6 separate regions of the Homo sapiens genome follow, and regions 1, 2, 3, 4 and 5 are each linked to region 6. Evidence: chromatin loops called from intact Hi-C (ENCODE). Cell type or tissue: endothelial cell of umbilical vein. All regions are shown on one strand. Links, peaks and the distances in the headings refer to the core of each region. The heading gives the core; the rest is flanking DNA. Region 1 has its middle 6.4 kb from the start of SMNDC1. Region 2 has its middle 31 kb from the start of DUSP5. Region 3 has its middle 36 kb from the start of DUSP5-DT. Region 4 has its middle 20 kb from the start of SMC3. Region 5 overlaps DUSP5 (dual specificity phosphatase 5). Region 6 has its middle 94 kb from the start of SMNDC1.

Evidence for each region. Hi-C counts contacts between places; a loop is a spot of excess contacts. Peaks named below come from ENCODE experiments on the same cell type or tissue, not always from the same donor. Only the 100,000 strongest peaks of a DNase experiment are listed, where the experiment ranks them.
Region 1: a loop joins it to region 6, with 6 times the contacts of the local background. A loop is called at or near these places in 10 of 110 quality-filtered maps.
Region 2: it touches region 6 in a loop (6-fold over the local background); 2 of 110 quality-filtered maps call a loop at or near these places.
Region 3: a loop joins it to region 6, with 5 times the contacts of the local background. A loop is called at or near these places in 3 of 110 quality-filtered maps.
Region 4: it touches region 6 in a loop (8-fold over the local background); 2 of 110 quality-filtered maps call a loop at or near these places.
Region 5: a loop joins it to region 6, with 4 times the contacts of the local background. A loop is called at or near these places in 15 of 110 quality-filtered maps.

What each region holds. Positions count from the first base shown.
Region 1 is chr10:110,308,890-110,313,756 of GRCh38, forward strand. No RefSeq gene overlaps it. Among named protein-coding and RNA genes, the nearest start is that of SMNDC1, 6.4 kb to the left of the region's middle. In endothelial cell of umbilical vein, for the core only: a CTCF peak has its summit at 2,642 (motif pointing right); DNase peaks (open chromatin) are centred at 782, 2,102 and 2,682; H3K27ac peaks cover 1,775 bases.
Region 2 is chr10:110,526,043-110,530,909 of GRCh38, forward strand. No RefSeq gene overlaps it. Among named protein-coding and RNA genes, the nearest start is that of DUSP5, 31 kb to the left of the region's middle. RefSeq lists silencers at 1,729-2,023, 3,851-3,910 and an enhancer at 3,041-3,170. In endothelial cell of umbilical vein, for the core only: no CTCF peak of the experiment used is centred there; DNase peaks (open chromatin) are centred at 2,009 and 2,987; H3K27ac peaks cover 2,990 bases.
Region 3 is chr10:110,457,734-110,462,600 of GRCh38, forward strand. No RefSeq gene overlaps it. Among named protein-coding and RNA genes, the nearest start is that of DUSP5-DT, 36 kb to the right of the region's middle. RefSeq lists enhancers at 905-954, 2,224-3,423, 3,225-3,314, 3,385-3,464, 3,485-3,544 and 1 more. In endothelial cell of umbilical vein, for the core only: no CTCF peak of the experiment used is centred there; a DNase peak (open chromatin) is centred at 2,548; H3K27ac peaks cover 909 bases.
Region 4 is chr10:110,545,113-110,549,979 of GRCh38, forward strand. No RefSeq gene overlaps it. Among named protein-coding and RNA genes, the nearest start is that of SMC3, 20 kb to the right of the region's middle. In endothelial cell of umbilical vein, for the core only: a CTCF peak has its summit at 2,261 (motif pointing left); a DNase peak (open chromatin) is centred at 2,249.
Region 5 is chr10:110,498,999-110,503,865 of GRCh38, forward strand. DUSP5 (dual specificity phosphatase 5) reads left to right here. Exons shown (of 4, transcript NM_004419.4): 2 at 3,723-3,871. Among named protein-coding and RNA genes, the nearest start is that of DUSP5, 3.5 kb to the left of the region's middle. In endothelial cell of umbilical vein, for the core only: no CTCF peak of the experiment used is centred there; DNase peaks (open chromatin) are centred at 633, 1,563, 1,783, 2,413 and 1 weaker place; H3K4me3 peaks cover 1,038 bases; H3K27ac peaks cover 4,000 bases.
Region 6 is chr10:110,396,486-110,401,352 of GRCh38, forward strand. No RefSeq gene overlaps it. Among named protein-coding and RNA genes, the nearest start is that of SMNDC1, 94 kb to the left of the region's middle. In endothelial cell of umbilical vein, for the core only: no CTCF peak of the experiment used is centred there; DNase peaks (open chromatin) are centred at 2,306 and 3,046; H3K27ac peaks cover 3,950 bases.

The DNA of each region.
Region 1 (4,867 bases), core at 469-4,468, 87 kb before region 6:
CGCTCTGTCGCCTAGGCTGGAGTGCAGTGGCGCAATCTTGGCTCACTGCAACCTCTGCCTGCCAGGTTCAAACAATTCTCCTGCCTCAGCCTCCCAAGTAGCTGGGACTATAGGCGTATGCCACCATGCCCGGCTAATTTTGTTTTGTATTTTTAGTAGAGACAGGGTTTCACCATGCTGGCCAGGCTGGTCTCAAACTCTTGACCTCTGATCCGCCGGCCTCGGCCTCCCAAAGTGCTGGAATTACAGGTGTGAGCCACCGCGCCTGGCCTTGAAATGGCAGTTCTTTACTACTTATTTAGAAGTGGTGCTTAATAGTACTCCAACCATACATTCTTAGTGGTTTATATTCTGAGAGCAAAAAGAACAAAAACAAGCAAAAGCCCTCAAACACCACATATTTATTGCCAGTAGTGGTATTGGTAATGTAATTTTGAAACTCAGGCCTACTATAAAACAAACAAGAAATTTATTAGTAGAAACTCTAAGAGGAAAGAAATACAAATATCCTTTTTGTATTTTTAAAAGAAGATCCACCTTCTTTTATATTTGTACTTCTTTCCTCTTATAGTGGGAAAAACTGATGTTAAAACCTCTGATGTTAAATTGAATTAGAATTTTTCATATGTATATTTCTTAGAAGCAATGTCACCCCCCTAGAGAATGCCCACAGCTTGATATCTAAATACCAATCCCCACTAAGAGGAAATAATGTTTCTTAGAGAAATGGCTAATTTCCGGTTTCAGGCGCATAAAGTACAAAAAAAGAAAGTTAAGCCTGAAATACCTTACCAGAAATCAGGGAAGTGCCCCAAAATGAATAAGGTCAACTTAAAAGCCCACAGAGCCCAGCTCAAGTGGGCTCCACTAGCCAAATATGAGTCAATTTGGCCACTAAAAATAATAATAATTCATAGATCATCAAAGCCTTCAATACATTTTAAAAATCTATTAAGTCCAGAGTGATACTCAAAGAGTTTGGGAAGGGAGTTTCTCTTTAAAGAAGAATGCCAGCCAATTCATATAAATAAAATGACGGAATCAGAAAAATCACCGTTTGCAATTCCCAATAATTCAGGCAAGTATCAAGAGAAGCTAAAAACCATCTGGTGAAAGGAGGTAGGGAAAAGGAGGATGTTGGCATAATGTCAAAGTATCACACCTACATACAAAGTATCCCCACAGACTATCCAATAATTACAAAGGGGAAATATACCTTACTATGATGAAATTCAGCTGTCACCAACTTAACCCAGAGATCAAGTTTAGCACCGCTAATTGTGGAACAACCTGATTTTATATGCCTGTTGTTTTGATGCAACATGAAGCACTAATAGCATTACCTGTGAAGGAGGGTTGCCAAAAATGCTTAACCTGAATACAATCAAGTTTATTGACCCAACTTCCAGTATACAAGAAATAGGGGCATAAAGGAATGAGTAAATTGAGCATGAGGGAAGAATTACATCCAGAATATGGGACATTGTATAAGAAAACACCTAAATTCTTCCAAAGGTCAGTGACATTGAAAAGCGTGGGAACTGTTCTAGATTAAGAGGTAATCAGATGTAACAAGTGCAATGGATAAATCTTGATTGATCTTGGTTTTGAAAAACAAAGCTGTAAAAAAAATTTAGGGATCACTGGAAAATTTAAATATGGACTCAATATTAGATTATATTAAATTATTGCTAATTTTATTAGATGTAAAAACTATTTTATGGCTTCTTAGGAGAATGTCCTATGCTGACTATAGAAGTGTCCTATAGAAGTGATTGTTTCAAATTTTTCAAAATGAAAAGTATAGATAGACTGGCTAAAACGCCTTTTAGAATAGTTTTGGGAGGTGTGTACGTGTGTGTTTGGGGATGATGGGGAAGAGCAGAAGATAGTTGCAGGGAACTCTGGGCATTAGCAATAGCTTAACAAGCTCAGAAGTAATACAGGAGATTACAAAAGCATTGTCAGAAACAAAAGACAATAGAAAGCCAGATGGGTCAATGTTTAGCAGGAAAGATGTGGGCAGGAGGCTGTAGCAGTCACCAGGAGCTCTTTGAAGGGCAGGAAGGAAAGCATGATTAATGTGAAAGAATTACTTTGACTTCCCCACATGCAGGAGAGTCAAGTGGGTCTTGCCTTCTGATGTTGTGATAGGAATTTTTTTTTCATTTTTTGGCCCTGTTTAACTTTCTCGTATAGCAGCTCCAGCAGCAGTCTTAAGACAGTCTTTTAAACTCGGAATTCATTGGATTCGTTTGCATCACAGCCCCTGAAAGTACCTTTCTTATCTGGATATTCCCCACCCCATATTCATGTCACTTACAGATCATTTATCTTAGAAAAAAGAGGAATGGTGTGAAATAGTCCACATTATTTGTATTGCACAGTGGATAATAGAGCAATCTTTTAATGAAGTTTGCTTAAACTGAACAACCATGAGTGGCAGGGGATGTACATTCCCAAATGTAGACAGGAAAAAATAAGGCAGTTAACTTGACTTTTTCCAAAAACCAAAATGAATCCCAGAGTTTTGCCCCATGAAGACTAGTGGGCATAATTTGACATGGTCACATTTGCCATTTTGTTGATATGTCAGCAGTTGAAAAACCCCAAAAAACTACACAATGGAGACCTTAATGCTCAAAGATTCCATTAGGTGGCAGTCAGGATACAGGAATCTTTCAATGTCTGATTTCTCCGCCCCCTCCCCCACCTCCTCCAGCCTTAGTGAAGGAATATTGCCAGGTAGCGTGGTGGGGAGAGAGGAGTTAGGGAAAAACAAACACCCCCAAAAAACTATGGCTCGCAGTATCCAAATGATGAAGAACAGCAAGTTTTCTGTGCTCAACTTCCATTTTGGTTCTAATATATATGTTTTTCTTTGGCCTTCCTGTGATTCCTTCCTTTATAAATTCTTCTATATCTAAAGCCCTTTATAGACCACTTGTAATGCTGTTTACATCTCTGTGTTATTAGTCTTAGAGCATAAGTAGGAAGTGTGGCTCATTTTGTTAAAGACCTGTAAGAGTTCAAGGGACTTTTGTAGTGACACTCTCATCCTCTGTAATTATTGCTCATGAAAGGCTCCTGGTGGTCCTGGTTGGCTTTGTACATTGGGTTTCATGGGGAAAGGACTCTAAGTTCTGTGCGAAAGGTAAAGTTTTGGAGAGTGCCCTTGGGAACATCACCTGTGACGGCTGATGGGCAGGACTGGACAGAGGAAGAAGGTGAACTGTTATGCGCTTGCAATAGGGACCTTAATCAGTCCCATAGAAGCTCTGGAACTGGGATGGCCCTTCTGTAACTGAGATGCCCCTGTCCCTTAAGTCAAGGGGCCAGGGCTTTATGTTCACCCATCATCAATTGACCAGCCAATAGATGGGGGCTATCCCTGTGAAAGGGGCTAAGAGCAATTCAGCTAAGAGCTGTCAGCTACTAGCACTCCCAACTGCTAGGAAGATGAGTACCTCAGTCCTAAAGAGGGAATCTGGGAAGCATACCATAACATCTGCTACACAGATGAAAACGACGTACTTTCTGAGTATCACCCCTATTTTTGGTATCTCTGACATTGTCTCTCTTGCAAAAGCTACCCATATTAGAGATCATGAAACATCACCTTCTCATCTTGTTTTCCTTGGATTAAAACTAATGGAGAAATGCCTCAGCACTTCCTGCAGATGATATGTTTGTTTCAAATTGATTTCTGATATATATATATTTTATGCTGTAGGAGAGTTTGCTTATGCAGAAGCATCTCAGGTACAAAGATTAAGCATTTCCTCTGTTGCAGAATACTCCAAAATATTTTGGCACAATTGGTGATGATTTACTCCATCTCATCAAAAAGCCATTAGAGTGAGTTTTATAAAAAGAGAAAGAAAACGGAGAATAAATGATATTTTCTGAAAATAGCCTATTTGCAGGTAGTAAATGTATGATTGGCTAGGAAGAAGATTTTAAATTGATATTTTTGCCTGACCTTGGCTTTTATTGTATTTTGTGACACTGATGCTCTTCCTAATTTTTTTTTCTAGTTTTAGCTGAAGAAATCACTTTCCTCCCTTATGGTCATTTAACTAGTTTTAAAGACCCTCTGAAAGTCTTTTGGATGTATTCTCTTTCCTCTATCCCCTGTGTTGCAAACCAGACTGCCATCATTTCTCACTTTGTCTAATGCAATAGCCTAAGAATGAATTCCTTCCTGAGACGCATCCTCCACTCTTGGTTATCAGATTGATCTTCTGGAAACACCAATCTTAGCAAGCCCACACCTACTCATTGAAATCCTTGGTTAGCCCAGCATATAAGGCCATTGGGGATGCTGTCACAGCCTTAGCACTGGCACACACTCCTTATGTAAACCTGCCCTGTCTTTTCATGCATTTTTGCCTTTGCTCCAAGTGTCTGCTTTACCTCACATGCCTTTCCCCACTTCCCTGCCTGGAAGAATGCCTTTAAAGACCCAGTTTTTTGTTTGTTTTTGTTTGTGTTTTGTTTTGTTTGTTTTTGGTACAGAGTCTCACTCTGTCACCCAGGCTGGAGTGCAGTGGCCCGATCTCAACTCACTACAATCTCCAAACCTCCACCTCCTGGGTTCAAGTGATTCTCCTGCCTCAGCTTCCCGAGTAGCTGGGGCTACAGGCACCCGCCACCACGCCGGGCTAATATTTTTTTGTGTGTTTTTAGTAGAGATGGGGTTTCGCCATGTTGGCCAAGCTGGTCTCAAACTCCTGACCTCAGCCTCTCAAAGTGCTGGGATTACGGGCGTGAGCCACCACGCCCCACCAAAAGACCCAATTCTAATGGGCATTGGTGACAACTTACCAGCTTTCAGGAGTAGAGCTCCTTGCTTCTCTTTTCTGCT
Region 2 (4,867 bases), core at 276-4,275, 130 kb after region 6:
CTCCCAGAGCGTGACTAAGAGTGAACCAGGCAGGAGTGGGAGCATTTCCTGCCTCCACTGGCAGGCTGGGACCAGACAACAAGTTAGTTGACTCAGGAGGAACCACATGGCTCCAAAAATACATCTGCCTCTGCCCGGTTCCATCTCATGCTCCCTTCGCCCTTTAGATATAGTCACTTGCTCCTTCCCCCAATCCCACCCCTGGGGAGCCACTTGAAGTCATTTTTGCCCTTAATTCTGATTATAAAAGAACTATAAGTGCATCATAGGAAACCTAGAGAATGTAGAAAAATACAAACAAGCATTTGAATAATCCTATAATTCCACTACTCCCAAAATAACCACTGCTGAAGTCTTGTTATATTTCCTTTCTATTTTTCTGTCCTCTGAGTTTCATTTATTTATTTATTTATTTATTTTTGAGACGGAGTCTTGCTTTGTCGCCCAGGCTGGAGTGCAGTGGCGTGATCTTGGCTCACTGCAAACTCCGCCTCCCGGGTTCACGCCATTCTCTCGCCTCAGCCTCTGGAGTAGCTGGGACTACAGGCGCCCGCCACCACACCTGGCTAATTTTTTGTATTTTTAATAGAGATGGGGTTTCACCGTGTTAGACAAGATGGTCTCTATCTCCTGACCTCGTGATCCACTCGCCTTGGCCTCCCAAAGTGCTGGGATTAGAGGCGTGAGCCACCGTGCCCTGCCCTTTGAGTTTCATTTAAATATTAATATATACTCACAACAAAACCACAATTATACATATATGTATGTATATATGTGTGTGTATATATATATATTATATATACATATATATACATATATATGTGTATATATATATTATATATACATATATTATATATATATGTGTGTGTGTATATATATATATATATATATATATATGCTCAAATAGAACAAAAAGTTATAAAGTGAAAAGTCAAAGTCCACCTCCAACTTTCTACTCCCATGCAGGGGGAAACCATGGTTAAGAGTTTCTTGTGTATCTTCCAGAAATTGTCTATTACATGTTCAAGCATGCAAATGTTATTCATTTTACATGGCTGAGGTCATACTGTATGAACAATTTGGTCTTTTCTTCACTTTACATGAATATATGAGCACTTTCTATGCCATTAAAAATTATTGGTTGAACTATTTTTATAGGCCAAATAACATTTTATCTTATTGATATGCCATAGTTTATTTAACCTTTTCCCTCTTGCTGGACATTTACTCAGGAGAGGAGCAGGAAGAAGGAATTGAGTCAAGATGAAGTGTTGGAGGAGGAAGGGGGCTAGCCTGTACTGAGGGCCTACTGTGTGCCAACCACTTTTCACATCTTCCCAATTGCTTGGTTTTAGAGTTAGGCACTGTCCCCATTCTTCAGATGAGAAAGCTGAGGTTCAGAGAGGTTAAGGAGGAATTTGCTCATATGTAAGAGAGCCAGGGTTTGAAGCAAGATTTATCAACTCCAAAGCCCATGGCTGTTCTATTTTGCCAAGATGCTTCGGAAAAGTCCCAGGGTTCATGGTTGCACACTGCTTGGCATGGGGATGGGGAGAGCCCTTCCGGCATTCCTTCTCTCATTCACTCTAATAACATTTATATGCCTGGCATCAAGAATTTGGGTGAAAAAGCTGCAGTCCTTGTCCTCTAGAAGTTCACAGTCACATGGGGGTGGACATGAAAACAAGCTCTCACCACCTAGAGGAACATGCAAGGTACAAGGGGGTCCAACCAGAGTTTCCACTCCCAGACTCCAAAGGTCGAGAGGCTTCCTGGGGGAGGAGACCCTAGGCTGAGTCAGTCCTCTGGCACCGGTCAGGAAGTGCCAGGGAGGCCTGAAACGCCTCTGCGTCCTCTCCTCCCCAGATCCAGTCTATGCTCCAGTCACTGGAGCCTGGGTTGGTTCCTCCCTGACCCAGGTTTCGCCTCAGCTTCCTGCCTTTCACAAGATGGTTTTCCAGGCTCCCACGACAGTAGGGTGGGCAGTGGGCCGCCAATTTCTGAGAAAATCTTCAAGAACATGTTTCTGGTTTGTTTTCCAGAAGTTCAGGAAATGTTTATCATACTTTTGGGGAAGAGTGGGCAGCACGGGAGGTTTGGGTCAATGCTTCGGGCTCTGGATGGACAGATCGGGATTGGGGTCCTGCTCCTGCCATTTGCTCTGGGACTGCTGGAAAGTCACCGAGAGTTGTCAGGACCCTGGGTAACAAGCCATAGAAAATGGACCCTGACTATCTTAAACAAAGAAGGGAATCCACTGCAATAGAATTGGCAGAGGTTCAGGAGGGAACAGTCTTGAGAAAGGGGCAGAAACTTAAGCAGCTCTCCAGGCCTGGAGCAGCAGGAGGCAGAAAACCATCATTTGAGCTGGAAGAGTCTAGTCATGACGCTGCTGCCACTGCAGCCAGATATCACAGCAAATGGAGTGCTAACCCCCCAGCATGCAGTGGGTCCAGGAGCCAGGCCTCAGGCAGGTGCATCTGATGGACTGAGCCTTGGTCATGCACTCATACCCATTGCCAGGAAACAGGACGGGGAGGATTTGCCTTTGGGCTTCAGTGGTATGAGGCAGGTGCTCCTCCCTCCAAGTCAATACCCAAGGGGAGTTCTGCCCCCTGGATGAGGGGCTTTAGAACCTGTACAGCCAAAAACTCAATGCCTACGACATGGCCTAATCTCTCAGAGCCTTTATAAAACACAGACAATAATCATATCCATTTCACAGGATTACTACGAGGGTTTTTTTAAAAAGCAAATAAAGTGCTTAGCATGGTGTCAAACACCCCATAAATTCTCAGTAAATGTTAATTTACTACTACTACTATTAATATTGTTATTACTAGTGTTATTCACTTTCTCTCTTTTCAAATAAAATCCAGATAGTTTTCACTGTAAAAGTAATAGATGTCATACATAGAAAAGTTGAAAAATGCAGAAAAGTTGAAAGAAGAAAAGAAATCACCTAACACCCACAGAAAACCACTGTCAGCATTTTGGTATTTCCTGCCAATCTATTTTCTATGTACTGGTGTTGGTTGTTTTGTTCTTTCTTCCTTTTTTCCTTTCAAACAGCTGTGATCATTCTGTATGTGTACAGTTGTGTACCCTACCTTGTGGTATATGGATTTCTTTTTTGGGGGAGAGGGGGAATTTCCCTCTGTCACCTAGGCTGGAGTATAGTGATGCAATCTTGACTCACTGCAACCTCTGCCTCCCAGGCTCAAGCGATCCTCCCACCTCAGCCTCTTGAGTAGCTGGGACTACAGATGCACACCACCATGTCCGGCTAACTTTTTGTAGAGATGGGGTTTCACCATTTTGGCCAGGCTGGTCTTGAACTCCTGAGCTCAAGAGATCCGCCTGCCTCGGCCTCCCAAAGTGCTGGAATTACAGGCGTGAGCCTGTAATTATTCTTAACGGCTGCGAAATATCCTGTGGAATGGATAGTGTTGTTTCCACTGTTTGGCGGGTGTGTGTTGGGCGGCGGGGTTCATATGCATTTATAAATTATGAGCGTTTTTTTCAAAAACGTTTTCTGATTCTGGAATGCTTCTTTGAATACTGATGAATGCTTAACTGACATCAGTTAAGCACTTTGTTCTGAAGGGCCCTTAGGAAGCCATTAGCCATTTCCTAAAATGCTCACAATTCCGATGCAGGTGGGGGGTGGGGCATGGCCCACATGGATGCCTATCACCTCATTGTGTTTTGAGGGGGGCATTCTCACTGCTGCTGTGAACGTGAGAGTCCCATAGTCCCGTGACGCCTTGACACCACTCGTCTGCCCACAGCTTTCTCACGTTCCCAATTTGCTCAACCACTGATTAGGCTGGGGTGGTTTATCCTGCCTGTGAAATTACCTGCCATTAGTGTAGTGGAAAGTGCCCCAGCTCTGCCTCTTGCCAGCTTAGGACTTGAGGCAATTTTCTTACATTTCTCAACCTCTTCTGTAAAGTGAAGAGTCATGTCTATCTTCCAGGATTAAAGAGAGAGGGATACATGAGCCTAGATAGTGAGCTTTTCTTCTTTCTTCCTCGACGGTTCTATAGTCTCGTCCTCTCCCTTACTCCCACCCCCCCAGCCCCGCCCCACCCCCGACCAGCCTCCCTGCCTCTTCAGGTCCCAGGCTGGGTTCCAGGAAGTGGCTCGCGCCTGACGCTGGCTCCCAGCGGCTGGGGTATCAGGTGACCCGGCTCCCCACCGAGGTGACTAAAATCCCAGTGATGCTGATTATTTGGATTTCCTGGGCAGGGCCGGGCACCCGCCGCTGGTGGGGCTTTGGATGCAACAATAATTAGTATTTTGACGATGCGATTCCGATCGCCCCACCAAGTAGGAGGTCCCACCCTGAGTAGGGAGCCCCGTGGGAACTGACCCGGCCACATTCCCAACTGCAGCGATTGTGAAATGGGCGCCCGGGCCCAGCCAGGGCGGGCTCCGAGGGAGGAGCGGGGCGGGGCGCGCAGAGGATGCTCCAGGAGGGCGGAGCGCTCACCCTTGCTCCGGGATCTCCTGGCTCAGGACAACCAACGTGGTCCTGAATCCACCCTGGACCTGCCCAGGATCTCAGGCTGGGCGGCCTGGCTCTGCTCTGGCTACGGATGCGGGAGTGAAGTGACCAGGGCAGAAAGGACATCTGAGGGGGTCACAGGGAAATGAAATCGTCCTTTCCCCTTCCACTCACCCCTCCCGGCCCTTCCAAAGCACCATTAGAAATTGAAAGGTGCAAGGCCAGGAAAGACGCAGGGGCCAGTGCAGAGTCTCCTTTCATGGAGGTCCAAGGAGAAGTGAATTGCTCTACCCCAAGTTTCTATAAGAAATAACCAGGCTGGGCAAGGTGGCTCACACCTGTAATCTCAGCACTTTG
Region 3 (4,867 bases), core at 266-4,265, 61 kb after region 6:
ACCTTGTTCCCAGCTGGAACCCCTCTCTGGATTCCAGGTGAACCTCGGAAGGCACAGTTAATGCCCTTCACCTAGATCATTGGTTCTGAAAGTGAGGTGGGAGGATCCATCATATCAGATACCTGGACGCTTATTAGAAAAGTAAATCTTAGAAAAGTAAAGGGGTGGTCCAACACACCATTTCAACGAGCCCCCAATTGATTCTGATGCCATCCGCCTGGGAACCACTGGTCGGGAGAACAATTCAGCTAGAATTTTCTGGGTGCCTGGGTGTGGAGTGGGGAGAGGGGAAAAGGAGCATCCCCGTGGCCTGGCTGGTGGCAGCAGGTGGGCTTCTCCGGAAGAAGGAGCTGGTCTGCTTCAGGGCCTGGGGCCTGCCCCTCCCTCGGGCTGGGGATGCTCGTGGTGAGCAGGTGCAGTGGGGAGAGATAGACCGTGGTTTTCAGGAACTTCTTGAAGGGATCTGAAACTCCCAGAACATCAAGAGCCTTTCTTTGAGAAGATTTTAATTTAACACACAATTATCACTTGAATCCACTTTCATTGGAAACATTCAAGCCACACCAAAACAGAGGTAGCAACAAGGAAAAGTCCTTCCTTGATGCCCTCAATGCTAGATCCTGTCCAGAAGCAGCCACTGGTACCTGCTTGATGTTTACCCTTCAGGACCTTTGGGGACATTTATATGTACACACAAAAGGACAGAGTCTGGGTGCTTTTACATAAAGAGGCTAATGGGAGGAGGTTATGCTGGGCAACTCCCTACTTCCTCCCTTTAATAACACATCTGAGAACCTCTGCTTTAAATGCCCGGAGATCCAGCATCAGGCTCTGGGCCTCTTTTCAACAATATCTGGAGGGCGGTGGTTACAGGGGCAAGAAAAAAAACATTTTAACACCACAGCAGAGCACCCCACCCTTTTCCTGAATACCTCCACCACCCGCTTTCCATTGCCTACCCTATGACTGCACACACAAACACTGACGCTGGTCTGATTTAAGGAAACCCTTCCCAGTCCTCGCCCAGCATGGCAACCCCTGACCTCACAGGCAGCACAGTGCTGAAGCACTGGGGCCTCCTTTTGCTCCAGACAGAAATTCCTTGGCCCGGAGAAGGCCCTCTCTGGAGTCCCAGGACAAATGGGCATTGGAAGGGCTGTGTCACCACTGAGAGCTGTGCGTGTTTGCATGTACATTTACCCTGGGCGGGAGTTCAGAGCTTTCCTTTCGATTCCCAAAGGCCTCTGATACTCTGTACAGGATAAAAACCAAGTTGTACATTGATTGCGTCTTAATGGGTTTTCTAATTTACAGTCGAATGCTTGGGAGTCAGCCAGCTCTTGGGAAAATGGTGGCCTCACCTTCCCCAAAAGCTCAGGCCCGGGTACAGGGTGTCCTCTCTCTAAATGGCAGAGCAAGAGGGAGGAAAAGCTGAAGATGAGAGAAAGAATGAGGCAGATGGGCAACCCAAGTGTCCTGGGTGGAACAGTATCCCCCCAACATTCATGTCCTTCCCCAAACCTCAGAATGTGACCTCATGTGGAAATAGGGCATTGCAGATGTGATTAATTTGAGGTTATACTGAGTGGGGTGGGCCCTTAATCCAGTATGACTGGAGTCCTTATAAGAAGAGAGGAGATGCCCGACACGGTGGCTCACACCTGTAATCCCAGCACTTTGGGAGGCCAAGGTGGGTGCATCATGAGGTCAGGAGATCAAGACCATCCTGGCTAACACAGTGAAACCTCGTCTCTACTAAAAATACAAAAAATTAGCCAGGCATGGGGGCGGGCGCCTGTAGTCCCAGCTACTTGGGAGGCCGAGACAGGAGAATCATTTGAACCCGGGAGGCGGAGGTTGCAGTGAGCCGAGATCATGCCACTGCACTTCAGCCTGGGCGATAGAGCGAGACTCTATCTAAAAAAAAAAAAAAAGAGAGAGAGAGAGAGAGAGAGAGAGGAGAACGGATGCAGAAGACACCGAGGGGAGAACGCCAGTGAAGATGGAGGCAGAGACAGGAGTGATACCTCTACAAGCAGGGAATGCACAGGGTTGCCGGCAACCACCGGAAGCCAGGAGCATGGCCTGGAACAGCCCCTCCGTCAGGACCTCTGGCAGGAGACTTGCTGACACCTTGCGTTCAATGCTGGCCCCAGAACTGTGAGAGAAGACATCTCTGTTTTAAGCCACTCACTTGGTTAGTGGTACTTTGTCACAGGAACCCCAGGAAATGCATACACCAAGGTAGGGGTGGCAAAAAGCAGAGCTCAGCCATGGCTTCTGGGGAGACCCTGGAGCCCCCACAGAGTCCCCAGCACTCAGCGCCTGAAAGGGCCAGGTCCCTTTGGGTCAAAGAGTCTGCCCTGTGCTCACTCAGCTGTGCAGGCAGCTCCCAGCTCAGAGAGAGAGTTCCCTAATAAACAGGCAAACCAAACCCATGTTCCCTCCAGGCCCTCGAGTCACCTGCCACTTGGCAATGAGAGGACGTCAGCCCAGTTCCTGGCTGGTGGCTCTGACAGGCGCCCATCTGCTCCGGAAGTGTCCGGCCTGGATAAACAGAGCCAGGCTCTGCCTCCCACGGCTGACCCAGCCAGGTCAAGCGGAAGCCCAGGGCCTCAGGCCTCAGGTCTCCCAGGGCTCACTTTCCACACTGACCTGGTCACAGCTGGCTACCCCAGCAGGAATGGGCATCCCTGGAAAATGGCTGTGAAGACGGGGGGAAGGAAGAGTTGGGGACCTACCTCCCAGGCCACTTCCCTGGATCTCTGCTGGGCCCAGGGTCACTGCCCCTCCCATCTGCCCCCCTCCTCACTCACGCCCACATGAAGCCATCTGCCACCCTCGCCCCCTGGCAGGCACCACAGCCTCATGACTCAGCGCCCAGCCCAGAGCTGCTCTGTGGGTGGCCACTCCGGAACCTTGCAGAGAGGGAGGTGCTGGGAAGGGGGTTTGAGCGGGGGTGGGTGGAGGCAGAAGACACGTGCAGACCCCAGGTGGCTGTTCACGGAGCACCAAGCCCTGACAGCACTGCCTTCATCCGGTTTTGCAGGCAACAACCTCTCCAGCAGAGGTGTTGCCTAAAATACCACGGCCCAATTGAAATGCACCTGATCAGTTCCATTTTTCCCTCCAGGTTTCCCCACCTGTTCTCGAGGTCCTGATCCCAGGCCACGCTGGGACCCTTTCTCCAGTTCCATCTTTGCTTCTTCCTGTGCCTTCCCCACCTTCTTGCAGCCCCTGGAACACATCCCTGGAACAGCTTATTCACCCCCACACAACCTTGAGTAGATAAAGGCCCACAAAGGTATTAGAGACTTCGTGTCATCCTTTGAGCAAGGGGCTTGACCCCAAGTGCCCACCCCAAAACGCCTGTGGTAATGGTGACACCATAGGTGCCATTCTGGGGAAGGGAGAGAGTGAGGGTGGAGGATGTCATCCCCATAGTGGCAGGGCAAGAGACAGGTCCCCGCCCCAGGCATCTTGGGCAGGTGGCTCCAGGTTCCGTTCTGAGTCAGGCGTTTTTTACACCTGCTGCTTTCGCTCAAGGTGGCTCGGCACCTGGAAGATCAGGATTTGAGGCCAGGCTCCAACCCTGAGGGTGAGGATAGGGCCCGAGTGGGAGCTGTGTTTCCTCTGTTGTTGCTGAGACCCATCCAGAAGTTCACTGCCCCTCTAGAGCCTCTCAGGCCAGAAGGGAGATGTAGCCACTTGGCCTCATAGCTGAAGAGAGGTCCTCAGGATTTGGCCCTGGTTCTGTCCCTTCCCAGGTAGCCCCCTGTGGGGTCAGATTCTCCTGGAGAGCCAGGCAAGGGTGCCCCTACTTCTTCCCAGCCCTGTTCCTTCCTAACCAAGTCTGTGGTCTCCTGTCATTTCTTAATGGTTATTTTAACTGCTGGGAACCTCAAGGAAACAGGCACTGCCTAACAAAAATAAAGAATCCTGGGAAATTTCAAGACACTTCAAAATTCTAGCAGGAAGAGCCCAACCACATTTGAATCCCAGTTCTGCAGTTATGTGTGAACCTGAGCAAGACACCCTCTCCGTGGCTGGGTTTCCTCAATTCTATGATAACAAGGGTACCTGCCCCAAAGGACTGTTATGATGCTGAAATGAGGCAGAGAATTGTGAAAAGGCACAACTTGAGATAGTCCGTTTCCTTTATAGAAATGGACACAGTTCAGTAACAGCAATAATTAATAATAATCACTGCGACCGTTCCTTTACATGTGCTGTGTTGACATGAGCGTCAAGCATTGTGTGGAGGGTTTCAGCTGCACTAACCTCCCTAAAGTCTGTGTACTTTGATCCAGTCTTTCTTTCCACACTCTATTTCAGGAGACAGTTCAACTCTCCCAGAGGAACCCCTTTCCCGCATTTACACCCTCCCTTTCCCGCTAGGCATTGGGCTATTTTCCAGGCCAACCCCTTCCCCCGACTCCAGGGAGCATCTCCCAGGAACTTGCGCTGCTTCCCAGAGCAGGAAGGTGGGCAGAAAACAGCCCCAGCTGGAAAATCAGAGTACATGTTTCCGTACAACTTCTTCAGAATGATAGACTTCTAGAACAAACAAAAAGCTCCATTCAGGAGCCGCTCTCTATTTTGCCCTGGTACTCCCAGCCTGCCCCACTGCACAGCTGCAGAAAATGTGATTTTCCTGAGGCCACACAGAGAGTAAGCAGCAAAGATTCCAGCAACATGTGGCACTTGCAATGCATGTACTGCATCCATTCACTTAGTAAACACCTGCGGTGCTGACGTTATGCTCCACAGATGATCGATACCAAAAAGGCCCATGTGCTCAGGGCATTGACATTCAATGGAGAGGGCTCAGAGCCCAAACAAATCAACAAGGCAATCGCCAAGACTG
Region 4 (4,867 bases), core at 598-4,597, 150 kb after region 6:
AGAATCTGTATTCTTAACCACTGGCCACCCAGCATCTCATCAAAGCCCTTGACCACAGTCATGAGGCTATTGCTTAAGTCTCTTCTCCTAGACTGTGGGCAGCTCAAGAGCAGGAGTCTTGTCTAACTCTGTGAATCCCAGCTCTGATAACAGCCTAGTACACAAATAAACCAAAATATAAGCATACTACTTATCTACTTGAGAGCCTCTTGATTAGGGCCATGATTGCAGGACATAATAATAAACATTTATGGGACACTTCAAAAGAAAACATAATCCTCATGCCAGCACTGGGAAGGAGGTACTATTATGATCTTCATTTTACAGACTAGGAAACTGCAGCAGAAAGAAAAAAGCTAAGTAATGTGCCCAAGGTCAGGAACTGGATTTGAGTTGAGAGCTGCTTGACTTCCAAGCTTGCATTGTGAAGGTGAGCATGAACTCCTTGAGGGCTGCAATTTTAAAGTTAGAACCAAGTTTGACTCTGGACAACCACAGAGAGGAACAAAAAAATGAACATTTTACTGGACAATGCAATATGCCAGGTTCTGGTGCCAGGTGCTTAACATAACTCAGGTAGTCCTCAGAACAACCTGGTTGTTCCGTTTCACAGATGAGAAAACGGAGGTTTAGAGAGACTAAGTGAGTTTCCCAAAGTCTACTGGGAGAGCCAAAACTGGGTATAATTCCACAATTCATCAACTTTCCACTATTACTAAGCTGCTGGGCCTCAGTTCTCTCATTTGAAAAGATGGAGTCCAGCTCAGCTTTTTTTTTTTTTAAACAACATTAAGTGTGTGCTTATTGTGTGCCAGGCACTGTGCTAAGAACTTCACATTTATTATGTAATTTCATCCTCATAACATTCCCTGAGGTGCTATATACTATTAGTATTATTTCTACTTTACAAATAGAGAAACTGAGGCTCAGACAGACATATGTTGTTACACAGCGACTCTGAGGCCCAGCCCGAGTTTAACTGAAGCTTGTTAGAATCATAAGCCAGACTCTTGCCTATTTTCCTGTGCGGCCTCCAGCAGTCTCTGGCAGCCTTTGGAGTGAGGACATCCTGTGTTCCTCCAGAATCAGAACAAGGCTGGGATGGACGTGGGATGAGTTCCTCAGTGCGTGGGCCTCTCTTCCTTTGGATTTCAAAGACTCACTTCAGTGAAGTCCTGTCAAAGTCAAAAGGTGACATTGAATGGACAGTCGGCCCAGGCTCAGAGTCCAGTCCTGGCACCTCAAGGGCTTGGCTATTTCCTCTGATCCTGTTGTCAAGGCAACCTTGGATCCCTTTGTGGTTCTGTGGTTATTCTCCCTCTTGTGTCCTTGTCTTCCTACGGTTTCAAGAGAATACTTTAGAGACAGCGGCTCCAAATGGCCTACTTGTCACTGATTGAAGGAGATGCTGACTTGAGATAAAAACAGTTCCTAGGACCCTTCAAGGCCTCAACTAGAAAAGGCAATTCTCTGTAAACACGTTGAGGGCAGAGGTTGTCTGTCTTATCATAGCTGTACCCCAGCACCTCACAGGATGCCTGGAACAGAGTAGGTGCTCAGTTAACATTAAGCAAATACATGAATGAATGAATGAATGAACTGATTATGCAAACGAGCTCCCTAAGCTTTTCAGGGGTTGAAAAACTGGGGCAGAGTGATGGGCTAAGATATGTGGCAGAACTAAGAATAAAAGTGCATGTGTGTGTGTGAGTGTGGGTCCCACGGCAAAGGCTCCACAACCCCTGTGATGCATTGGCCTGTGTACCTCCACCTCTCCTCTCCACGTCTTGTGAGCTAGAGCTGTTGGTTGGGTATAGACAGTTCCTGCCCACGCCAGGCTAAAGAAGCAATCTCTCTCTCTTTCTCTTCCTCCCACCCCCGTAAATTGTGGCAAAATACACATAACACAAAATTTACCATCTTAAGCATTTTTAAACGTATGTTGATGTTATTATGCAACTAATCTCCAGGACTCTTCATCATGCAAAGCTATCTCTTTAATCTTGTGTCCATCCCAATTTTACCTACTATTTTGAATTTTAGCTACAAATAGACCCTGGGTTTTGACCTCTGTATTGAGTCTTAGTGTGTTACAGGACAGTATTGGCGACCAACAAATGTTCACTGGGTAATTGATCTTACTCTGTGTTTTATTTTTTTCCTGCGTGCTTCAATTTCTCGGTTTACAAGCAATTTTGGCTTTGTGATGCATCCCACAATTACAAGAACTTCTTCACCGCCCTCTAGTGGTAAAGATGAAGATGTGACACTCAGAATAACCATTCGCCTTTCCTGCTGATGTTGAACATGGCCCCTTTTTTTCTGATAACTCGCTGGACTTTATATAATCCAAAATTGTGATTGCTCCAAAGTTGGCAGTTCATCCTCACTTTACAGATAAAGTTGACCTGTAGAACAGTGCTTCTCAAATTGGCTGGCGAAGAACCAGTTTTTAAAAGAATTTTAATCTGCAAACCAATCCATTGTACAATAAAAATGAATTATTAATACTGGACACATTACATTAAAAAACAAAGATATACAAAATTGAACCAAATTTTATTATCATATTCAACAGACAAAATTGCATTTCAATAAATATAATCAGAATAAACATAACGGGAAAAATAATTGCAAAATCTGTACATGTTTATTGAATGTGTGTATTATATGATTAATATATAAATTGCTATTGCATTTATAATTTTTGTTGTTCTGCAATTATAACTAAATGAAAAATTTTGAGTAAAATAGTGTTTCTCTACTTTGAATGAACACCATGCATATAAATATTGAGCATTCTTAATGGACAAATACACAAGTTATGGCTTGCCAACCTATCTAACCCAGCCAGAATGGACTATAATGCTACTTGCAAAGTAGAATGTGTGATGAGATTGCTTCTATTTTTGTTGTTGTTGTTGTTGTAATTTAATAAAGAATAATTATTTTATTTATTTGTTTACTTATTTATTTATTTTAGAAATGGGATCTCACTGTGTCACTGAGGCTGGAGTGCAGTGGCAAGATCATAGCTCACTGAAGCCTCCTGGGCTCAAGCGATCCTCCCGCCTCAGGACTGCCCCCCTCCGCCACCCCCATCCCCTGCCTGTAGCTAGGAAGGACTGCAGGCACGTACCACAGCACCTGGCTTCTATATTTTGTTTTAATAAGAGGTTAGTGGAGAACCAGTCTCACAGAGCTTTGTTAACGGGAAAGGAAAAAGAGATTTTAAGACAATTTTAGGAAGCTCAGGATTTCCATCTTTCACTTTTATTCAAAATGAAGCAAATGATTCTGTATTTTCAAAATTCGTCAATTATTCAATTGCCAGTTCCAACAGTTTATCCTGTAGAGTTAAATTGTCTTTCAATGAAAGCAACAGATTATGGATCTATGAATTTCCCATGCACGAATCTTCTTTTGATGGAAATAAAATGTAAATGTCCCATAACTTGTTTGACCATAACATTTTACAGATATGCAATATCAAGATTATCACTAACATCACTGATAATTGTTGCTAAACTATGGGGCATGTTGTAACAGTCTCTGGATATTCTGTTCTTCCAAGCTTCTGTCATTTTTGCCCTTCAATCTTCTTTGCCATTGAAAATCATGCTGCATTTTTTCTCCCTGCTTAGAAGTAGTAAAAGCATTTAAAATGCCAAAAATATCACACAAAGAAGCATGCCTATTGTCCCAAACCACATTGGGACCTTATAAAGATGTTTGTTTTACTTTCTAGGAACACTAAGAGTTTGTTTCACAGTCAAACATTCCTAATAGTACTTTTCTCTTCAGTAAGCATCGTATCTCACCTACAACAGTTGTTTATGATCAGCTTCCATATGAACACATATTATAATAAAGAGAATAATCTCGAATTTCATGCATTATCCTTTGCATAACTATTTTTTTGCTATGTAACTACACAACTAGACACTGTTTAATTCAGCTAACATTTTTTCATTGTAAAACTTTCCTGATTAAAAAAAGCAGTGCATTGATTTACATTCTTCAAACTTAGTATGCTTTTCTGTCAATGAAGCTGCACATTAAAGCATCTTCCTACAGCAGTCTTAAACCACATTCCTTGACAGTGTAATCCTTTATAGTTTTATACATTTAGGACTAGTTGTGCTTGTCATCAATGAAACTGAAAAAAATTCTTCCACTATGTTTGAATTGCATATATACTACATTAATTGTCATTTTAGCAGTATGTGGGCATTCAATAACTTGCAATGAAAACGACTTTGCTAGCCGTGTATCTGTGAGTTAATCTGCCATGTCATTAGCTAGTTACTGAATTCGTCTAGTTATGAAAAACGACATTTGAGTTACTTTATTTGCCACAGTCACCCATAATTTCAAAGATCTTTGATACAGTCTTGTGCTAAAGTCTTCTTTTTTAAATTTTCGCATCCCCAAATGCTGCTTTATAAGATGCTCATACATTACTAATGTTTATATGTGAAATATTGAACATCTGTTCTTATGAGTTTTTTAAATTCAACATTCTTTCAAGGTATTCTTTAGGTTTTGAATTTACTTCTTTTGTTTTCTATGTAAATGCTACATAAGGTTGATGGTCTTATGAGCTTTATTAGCTAGCATATCTCTACAAATAACATACTATAGTTTTAGAATATTAGTGTCAATTATGGCTACAAAACTGAACTCAATATGTGAGGAATTATACTTCTGAGTAAAACTAGTACAAACTCTTTTCGTAGTAGTTTAATTTCCTTGGAATCACTTCCATAGACATCATCTGTTTTACTATTGGTGCTGCTGTGCATTAGCAAAGGTGTGTCTTTTCTTGATGAAAACAAGTCTAGTGAAGTTTGCTTTGTCACCTCTA
Region 5 (4,867 bases), core at 517-4,516, 100 kb after region 6:
CCCTTCCCTTTCCATTTCATTTTATTGCTTTTTATTGTTTCCCTCCGGCCTCTTCTCCCCTCCTAGGTCTTTTCTCTAGCTCAGTTTGGAGCTCACATCCTTTCCACCCTTTTCACCTCCTCCTTCCTCCGCCCCAGGATTATCCCTGGGACCCATCCTGAGCTGAGCCTACAGCCAGCCAGCCACGAAATAGAGGTGCGCGGGGGCAGGGTGGTATGGAGATTCTGCGGCCTTTGATTTGACACCTCCCGGAGCTACCGCCACAGGCCTGCCCATTTCACCTGCCGGGAAGATAACTTTGGCTTCTGGTGGTGGGTGGGTGATTGACTCTCAAAATCCAAAGCATTGGTTTTTTCTGGGTTACTTCCTATGACTGCTCCTGCTTTGTGTTTGAGTCCTTTGTAACCTCAAATGACACCCGGGGAGACCTGACCCACATGTAGAGATGAGGGTTTAGCCCCAGCAGGGCCCCAAGGCCGTGCCAGCCCTGGCGCGGACACCTTGGGATGTAACAGTGTTGGGGATCAGAGCTCGGTGCAGAGAGCCGGCGCCGAGTTAGGAGCCTGTTTTAAAGCCATGCAACTTGAGTTTCACACAGTCCGGGCCAGGAAGATTCTGGAGACAGTTCCCCTCTCTGCTAGCACCTCCTGCTGACTGGTCCCCTGTTGATTTCCTGTTGGAGAGTTAACAGAGGTAGATGGTAATCGTCCTTCTTCTAACAGCCTATCCCCCAGGGGATAGAGGGTTGGCCCTCTGGCTCTGCAGAGGTTTCAGCGTGCCTCCTGATTTCTTTCTCTTCCTAATATGGTTTTTATCTCCTGTGGTTTGGAGAAGTTTCTGCCTCAGTAGTATGAAAGAGGTTCCAGGAGACCCTCCCTGGTCCCACCTCTCCTCCCCATGCTTCTCTAAGCTGGCCCTGCTGACAGTTTAGAAGTTGTCGCCACAAAGTAGGCAGCTCTATAGACTCACATCTCAGGAAAACTGGGTTAAAATGTTTTTTAAAAGAAGGTAACATATACACAGGTAAAAATTTGAACAGCATGAAGGCCCTGTGATGAGAAGCGGGTCTTCTGCATATCTTAGAACCCAGTTCCACTCCCCAGAGACAGTCGTCAACTATTTTTTGTTTACCTTTAGATAGTTTTTCATAAGTATCTTAGAAATAGATTGATTTTGTATAGTCCCTGTCCTGCCTCTTGTATCTATCTAGATCTTGGAGACTTGTCCATATCTGATCATACATGTCTGTTTCACATTGAACCGGTCTCCTGTAATGACCATTAGGTTGCGTCCCGCCTCACTGCTCCAAGCAATGCGGTAGATGTCCTTCTCCATGTGCTCTTGCGTGTGCAGTGCCTTTCAGTAAATCATGAGAATTGCCAGGTCAAGAATTACATGCATTTTAAGTTTCAGTAGAAATTGCTTCATGCCTACCCTTATAACACTACTAAACTTTAAATTGTTGCCAGAGAAAATTTTTATTTCTTTACGTAATTCATGTGCAGATAGGAGTTCAGGTTTTAATCTGGTGGCATCTCAGATCTTGGTGGGGGCAATGCCTTTTGACACTTTCCATAATCCCCTGTCTCCCAAACAACCACTAAAATGAAATGGTGATGACTGAATTGCGTGGTCAGTGCTTATTTATATATAGTATCTGTGCTCTCTCTGTTCCCTGGTGATGTGGTGGTGATTGAAAGCAGACTCACTCCAAAAGAAGTAGCTCTAAGAATTGCCATGGCTTTTGCCACTCGAGTGAGGCACCAGCGAGGAATGTTCTGTCTCTCCACACCTCTGATGGGAGTGGGTGAAAGACTGAGACCATTTAATCTGGAGGATTCCTCTGAATCCCAGCTTGAAGAGGCAGGACCCTGTTTATCTGTCCCTCAACTAAATTTTGTCAACAGCATGCAGGATCCAGCCCACACCCGAACCTCTTATCTGTCCTCCTGATAGCCAACTCTGAAGTAATATATTTAAAGCCAAAAGATGGGGTAGCCTGAAGATTCCTATTTCCCCAACCTTCGTCCTGAAGTTTGGGAGGGCCCAGGTCATTCTGAACTCCAAATTCCCATCCAAATCCTTGTTTGTCTCCTGGAACCCATAATGTCGAGGTCCAGGCACGGGAAGTGATCAGGTGGTTTACTGACTAGGGATGCCTCTTCCAAGGAAGCTGTGGGTCATTGTGAGCCTGCCTCATTCTCTCTTGACTGCTGGAAGGGAAGGGGCCCAGGGGCTATGGCAGAGCATGGGAAGCTAAGCTGCCTATAGCACCATCTTGCACCTCTGCCGTGGCCTCCCGTTGTCGTGGGGAGCATGGTCATTGAGGAGGACCAGGAGCTCATGGGCAGGCGCAATGGGCTGCTTGTGAGGTGACCACAGGGGAGATCTGGGTGTACTAAGTGGGGGCGGGGCAGTTCCAGTGAGCTGAGAGGAAGCGGTAATGGCAAGATGACTCATTCTAGGAATTGGCTGCAGCTTCTGGGAGGGAGTTGGAGACTGCCTTGTAATCCATTAACCATTTGTCTACTGCAGGGCTTTAAAAAAGCCAGCATCACAACACCCAAAGTCAGAAAAGAAAAAGGGGGTTCTTTGGAAAATTCATGGTCTCAGAATGCATGTTTAATGGATTTGACTCCAAGTGAATTCTCTGGGCCAGAAAAAGACAAGTGGGCTTTCTGGAGGCCCTAGGAAATGTCTCAGGTTGCTCTCTGGGTTACCAGCAAAGGAGTTTCCCAAGCAAGGCTGGCCTGTTGCACCTGGCAGCCCTTGGCATTCTGAGGGTTCCAAGGCCACCTTTTCATTCGGTTCTTCCCCACTGAAATGGGCCCAAGAAGGCTTACTTATATTTGCAAGTTTCCGTGACTTGCTCAGAGGGTCGTTTTTACCTTATATCCATTTGGAGAGGTGTAAATGTAATATTAAGGATTCTGAGAGTCACACATGCCGTAAGTTGACTTATTGATTGGGGGGGGGGTGCAGGAGGAGTAGGAGAGAAGTAAGAAAAGTGGGGATAAGAAGATAGGGTGGTCATGAAGGGGACAGAGACAGTTTTTGCTCATGAGGGCTGAGAATTAAATTCAGAAGTCTTTATTCTTTCAGTTGATTTAGAAGGTAATTAACTGGATTGATGACTCCAAATTGGACCTAGAAAGGATTGTCAGCAGTGTTCTTCTTAGCACCTTGGGAGTGAGAAGCAGTGAGGCTGTTTTACTGCCCTGAGTCGAAATGAAACCTCGTATCAGCCCCCATTTCCTTATAAATGGAGGAGGTTCCAGCTAGAATCCTGCTTAGAGCAGATGGGCTGGGGAAGAAGCCACTTCAGGAGCCTGTCTTCTCGCCAATTAATGAAATTTTGGGTAATCACACCTTCCTTTTAGATAAACAAGAGAGAAAATAGCCTTTGTTTTCTGGAGGGATTTGGTTAGTATTTGCCAGATGCTAGACACTTTCTTTCACAGTTTAATCTGCTTCTGATAGACACAAAAAGTTAATCATTGCCTCTGAAAGAGTTCTTTTTAGAGGTTTGTATGTGTGTACAGCCCCTTTCTATTCTAAATCTGTTTGCTGGTTTTGCTCAATTTTTAATGACCAGAATCTGTACTGGCTTATTTTTTTTCTTAACTGTGTAACACTCAGAGTATTGATTAACTATGGGTATTTTTGACAGCGTGAGAAATTGATGCTTACCATCTGTCTCACCTTTTTGTTTGTTTTTGTAGGGGGATATGAGACTTTCTACTCGGAATATCCTGAGTGTTGCGTGGATGTAAAACCCATTTCACAAGAGAAGATTGAGAGTGAGAGAGCCCTCATCAGCCAGTGTGGAAAACCAGTGGTAAATGTCAGCTACAGGCCAGCTTATGACCAGGTACGTGATGTGATGGGGAAGAGGTATCCTGAGTGGTATTCTGGGCTCCTGTCTCCCTTCCTTCCTCAGCACCTGACTGTTCTCTCCCCACTCAGCAATGATGGTTAGTTCTTTTGTGGATCAGGGTGTTGGCAAAATCCCCTGGCTTTAGGGAGCTTCTGTTGCTTGCCAGCTTGAGCTTCCATCCAAGAGTAAATGGGCTTCCTTCCAGCAAACGAGCTGACAAGAGCAAACCAGCCACAGGATGCTTGGCAGCTTCTGGGGAAAAGGGGAAGTGAAAGATACATTATTGTCATCTGGCTTCGGAGGTTCAGAGAAGCTTTGAAATACTGGTCTAGGTTTCCCTGAAGACATTTCAGAGTTGACTTTCAGGCTTCCTGTGTTGCTTTTCTTTGTAATTGTCCATGCTCTGCAGTTTCTGCAAACCATCCCGGTACCTGTCAAGGTGTGTCTTATTGGTATGTTTAACTGAAACTGGTGTTGGTGGGGGTGCTACAGAGAAAGTCCTGTTTGGGTGGCTAAGTAGGCTCCTCTAAGGGGTTCTTATGCTTACAATTCCACAGATAACTGAAACCAGAGGAAATCAAAAGATACTAGAGGGCTTCATGTTTCTGTAAACTAGTGAGTTTTTGTTTTTCTTCTAAAAATGAGTGCTTTGTGATAACTCATTAAAGGGAAAAATAAAGTGGAAGGGGGTTACGTAGCACCATCCAGGAAGATGAAAAAGCAGGTGAGAATCCAAATCTGGCAGAAGCCAGAGATCAAAACCTAACCATTTTACGGAAGGGAAAAGAAGTGTTCTGTGACAAGTGAGATGATTGATTTTGCAGAGTCCTACAGCTGGTTCAAGGCAGCATCAGGCTCAGAACCCCTTTCTCTCAGCTCTCTGTTGTGATTATTTCAGGACCTTGTTCTGTTTTCCACATGGCCTCTAATCTAGACACCTGACCTGGTGGGAGTAACCTTTCAAACTTTTCACATAAACCAAGAACATAC
Region 6 (4,867 bases), core at 264-4,263:
GATGGGTGTTGCTATTTTAGAGGAGAAATGTGGACCCTGGGAGAACAGCATGTGAGGACAAAGGCAGGGATAGAACCAGGGTGATGGAAAGCATAGAATTCATAACGCTTTTCAGCTATAGAAGCCACAGATCCCAAAAGATGGCCAGCAAACCTCCAGAAGCTAGAGGAGAGGCAGAGCCTCAGAAGGAACCAACACTTTGATTTTGGACTTCCAGTCAGAGACAATAAATTTCCAGAACTGTGAGACAATAAATTTCTATTATTAAAGCCACCCAATCTGTGGGGTTCTCTGTTGCAGCAGCTCTAATGATCTAATACACCATCTTTAGAGGTGTCTGCTGAGGCTGCGCTGCTACTTGGCAGGGATATTGTCCAGTAGAGACATTATGCTAGCCACGTATATAATTCAAAATTTTCTAGCCGGGCATGGTGGCGTGCACCTGTAGTCCCAGCTACATAGGAGGCTGAGGCGGGAGGATAACTTGAGCCCAGGGGTTCAAGGCCAGCTTTGGAAACATAGGGTGACCTTGTCTCTAAAAAAGAAAAACAAATAATAAGTAAAATAAAAATGTCTAGTAGCTACATTTAAAAAGCAAAAAGAAACAGATGAAATTACAGTTGACCCTTGAACAATGAGGGGATTAGGGGTGCCAACCCCTATGAGGTCAAAAATCCAAGTATAACTTTGACTCCCCCAAAACTTGACTATAACTAGCCTGCTATTGACCAGAAGCCTTGCCATTAAAAAAGAAAATGTTATTAAGAAAATTATAAGGAAGAGAAAATATATTTACTCTTCATTAAATGAAAGTGGTTCATCATAAAGGTCTTCATCCCTGGCGACTTCACATTGAATAGGCTGAGGAGGAAGAGGAGGGGTGGGTCTTGTCTCAGGGACAGCAGAGGTGGAAGAAAATCTGTGTATAAGTGGACCCTCTCAATTCAAACCGTGTTGTTCAAAGGTTAACCGTAATTTTAATGATAGATTTTATTTCATCCAATATATCCAAAATATTATTTCAACATGTAATAAGTACTAACAAGAGCTATAAATTAGATGTTTTATATATTTTTTGTTTGTTTCTTAGTAGGTCTGAAATCTGGTGTGTTGTTTACACATACGGTACAGCTCAGTTGGGACTGGCTACATTTCAAGCACTCACACGGCTAGCTACATTTCAGATACACGGCTAGCGGCCCACATGTTGAAGAGCGCAAGTTGAGTTTTTCTTCCCCTTTGTATCCATGTGGCTTCAGGTAATTTACTGAGCATGTTAGAGCTTCAGTTTCCTCACCCATAAGACGGGACAGTTTCTTCACCCATAAAATCAGGCAATAACGGACATACCTGTCTTCAGTGATTTCCTGGCATGGGGTCAACCTCCACAACCAAGCCCTGTAACTGTGGTACAGGCCTGTGGGCATCAGGCAGGATATTTAAAAACCTTCCCACTCCAAAGGATCACACAATTGCCTCATTCCTCGCTATGTTCATCTTGAACCCCCTTCACACTCAGACCTACCTCCAGCCTCCCCACTCAACCAACCTGAGTCCACCTCCTCCAGGAAGCCTTCCTAAGGTCCCAGCCCCCATTTAAAATTCCTAGAACACCTAGGGAGAGTCTCGCAATTTAACACTTAATTGTTCTGTGAATTGTGTTATTACTGTGAGTGAGGTTTTGAATTCCTTGAAGGCTGGGATGTGCCTCCTCTGTTTTCTCATCTGGCCTGGAGTTATGAGCCCGGTTCAGTTACTCAGTCAGGCAACACACCTTTATTGAGCACCTATCCCAAGTCAGCCACTGGGCCCTGCTGGACTTATAGTAGGTGCCAATTAATGGTGTGCAGGTTGATTTAGCTTTTTCTTTTCTTTTTCAGCCCAGCTCTTCTAAACTCCATAGGTTGACTTATCTATGCATACCTCTCAGAAGCCCTGGGAGAGATATTCTCCGGGCACCAGGACTCACTGCCCAAGCTCGAGTCGCTGTACCTCTGGGCCAGGGCAATGGAGGTCCTGGAACCTTCCAGGAAAAAGAGTTCAAAAGGTTTTGGCAGTGACCTTTTCCAGTGTGCTTCCCCCCAGGCAAAGAAAGGTTTTTCACTGCAGCCTGGGGATGGGCCTCAGGTAGGCACTTTACGAAGCCCAGGATGCCCAGGCTCAGGATGAGACACCATCCTCCCCTCCCCATTTCCCTCTTGCCTGGATGGCATCTTGTGACTTGTTTACTACAAGTCACATCCTGATAGAGGCCCCACTCGCTGGAAGGGGCAATGAATCACCAGCGTCTCCATGGGAATCACAACCCAGCTAGCCCAGCCCCACCCCTCCTAATCCACTGCCCTTACCCCACCCCCCAACACACACAAACAGTCATGTCCACTGGGTGAGCCTGCTAGGGCTGAGCCTGGCACGGGACAAGGAAAGGCTTGCCCAAACAAGAGGTCCCCGCCCACTTCTGCCTCCCTGAGCAGCAGCTCTCTCTTCTCCTGTCAGCTCTCGGACTGGACCACCCTCCATACAGATTACAGAGGGGGCATTTGTCCCCCAAGAGCCATCCCACACAAGACTTCCCTGCCACCTCCTCTCTTATTGGAGGTAAAAAACAAAACAAAACAAAAAACAAAACAAAAACTTGGGTTTATACCTGACTCTGATACCTCTGACTGTGTGGCTTTGATCAAGTTACTTAACCTCTCTGAACCTTAAATTCCTCAACCATAAAATGAGGATAGCAGTATTACCCAGACCACTGGGTTGGTTGTGAAGTTTAAATGAGAACATTCACATAGCATGCTTGGAATAGTGAGTGGCACACAGCAAGTGTGCCTGATAACTGATCCTTCATGATGGTGGTGATGAATATCATGGGCTTGTGTAGCACAGCAGGAGGCTCATTTGGCCACCAGAATGCACATTGCATTCTATTGCAAAGCTAGGAAACGTGATGTCAATCGTACCTGCATTTCCGGGATTTTGTAGCCTATGACTTTTGTTGAGGAATTTGTACCGATGCAGGGCAACTCATGCATTCTACAAATATGTACTGAGAACTCATTCATTCTACAAATATGTACTGTTAAGGAAGTGACGTGTTCTTGGCAGTCCCAAGAGCAGAACTGGGGGATGTGGATGAGAGGCTGTTCCTGGCAGCTTCCCAGACCCGTATCATTTGATTTGCAAAGGTTGCACATCAAATCATGAAAGTTCCTTTCATGATTTGCTGAGATGACGGCAGGTTCTTTGCCTATATATTGGGTCTAGTATGGACTGGAGGTGATGTCCAGGGAGGTGAGGCAGGAGGGGCCTGTGCCCAGGTCTTGAAGCAGTGTTGGTTTGGGCCATAGCTTCACCTCTTCCAAGTCTTGTGACCTTGGGAAAGTCAATTAGCTTTACAGAACCTCGGTTTCCTTCTCTGTTAAATGGGCATAGTAACACCTAGCCTGTGACCTCACAGGGTTGCCGTCAGCTCACATGTGTGAAAGATAGCCTCTTAATAGCTGTATTTTCCATTCATTCATTCATTCAGCCCTTACCTATCCACCCAACCATCCAAGATTATTTTGATTATCTACTATCTTTCAGTTACAATAGGAGGAGCTGGGTACAAAGGGAAACCCAGAAGACGTGGGGAAAATGCTGGCCACCAGGATTCCATAGCAGAGACAGTCCATCTTCCAGCCCTCCAGATGTCAATGTTGGGGCCAGCAGACAGGAGTCATCGAATAAGTTCTTGGGAGGGGACAACCCTTCTTCAATCCACTCCAGGTGACAAGTGGTTCCTTTGGTCTAGGTGAGAAGCAGCCCATCCTCTGGACAGGTGCCCAGGGTGGACCGTTCCCCTCTCTTGGACCCCAGCCAGCCTGCCCAGCCCTCCAGACTGAACTCTTGACCCTCTGTTTTTCCATATTTTGGCAGGAGATGGGCTCTGAAAGAAGATACCTGGCTGGGCTCCAGAGAGTATACCCACACTTCAGGCAGGAGGTAGGGAGGATGGGGCCCAGCCATGCTGTCTCCTTCTTTCAGAAAAATAATGCTTTTATGCAGGTCTCCCCCAGAAACCTCTGCTTAGTTTTCTTTGGACAGAACTGGACCATGTGCCTACTCCTCATTGCAAGGAAGCCTGGGAAAAAAGGAGCAGGATTATCATGATTGCTTAGACCAAAGGTTGCAAACTTTTTCTGGAAAGTTGTAGACAGGAAACATTTTAGGTTTTGTGGGTCATACAGTCTCTGTTGCAACTACTCAACTCTGCCTTTGTCACGCAAAAACAGTCATAGATAATATATAAACAAACGTATGTGGTTGTATTTAAATAAAACTTTATTTATGAACACTTAAACTTGAATTTCAGCTGGGTGCAGTGGCTCGCACCTGTAATCCCAGCAGTTTGGGAGGCCGAGGCAGGAGGATCACTTGAGGCCAGGAGTTTGAGACTAACCTAGGCAACATAGCAATACCCTGTCTCTATAAAAAAATAAAAATTATACATTGAAATTTTAAAAATCTTCAATATCATATAATTTTCATGTGTCACAAAATATTATTTTTATGTTTTCAACCATTTGAAACGTGTTAAAAACCATTTTAGCTCATGTACCATGTAAGAACAGGGGGCATTCAGATTTGGCACTCAGGCCGTAGTTTGCTGACCCTTGGCTTAGACCAGTCATAGTCCATTGCCTGGAGCTGGGTTCGCTGTCACTGTAAGGAAGGGTGTGTATGTGGCAGAAGGTGTAGCATAAGGGGGGCTGTGGGAGATGTATGACACAGGCAACTAACAGTATTCGTCAACAGCAGAGTTTGAATCCAAAGCATCCACTCAGCCTGTCATGGGGGTGCACGCTTGTATCCCAGCTACTCAGGC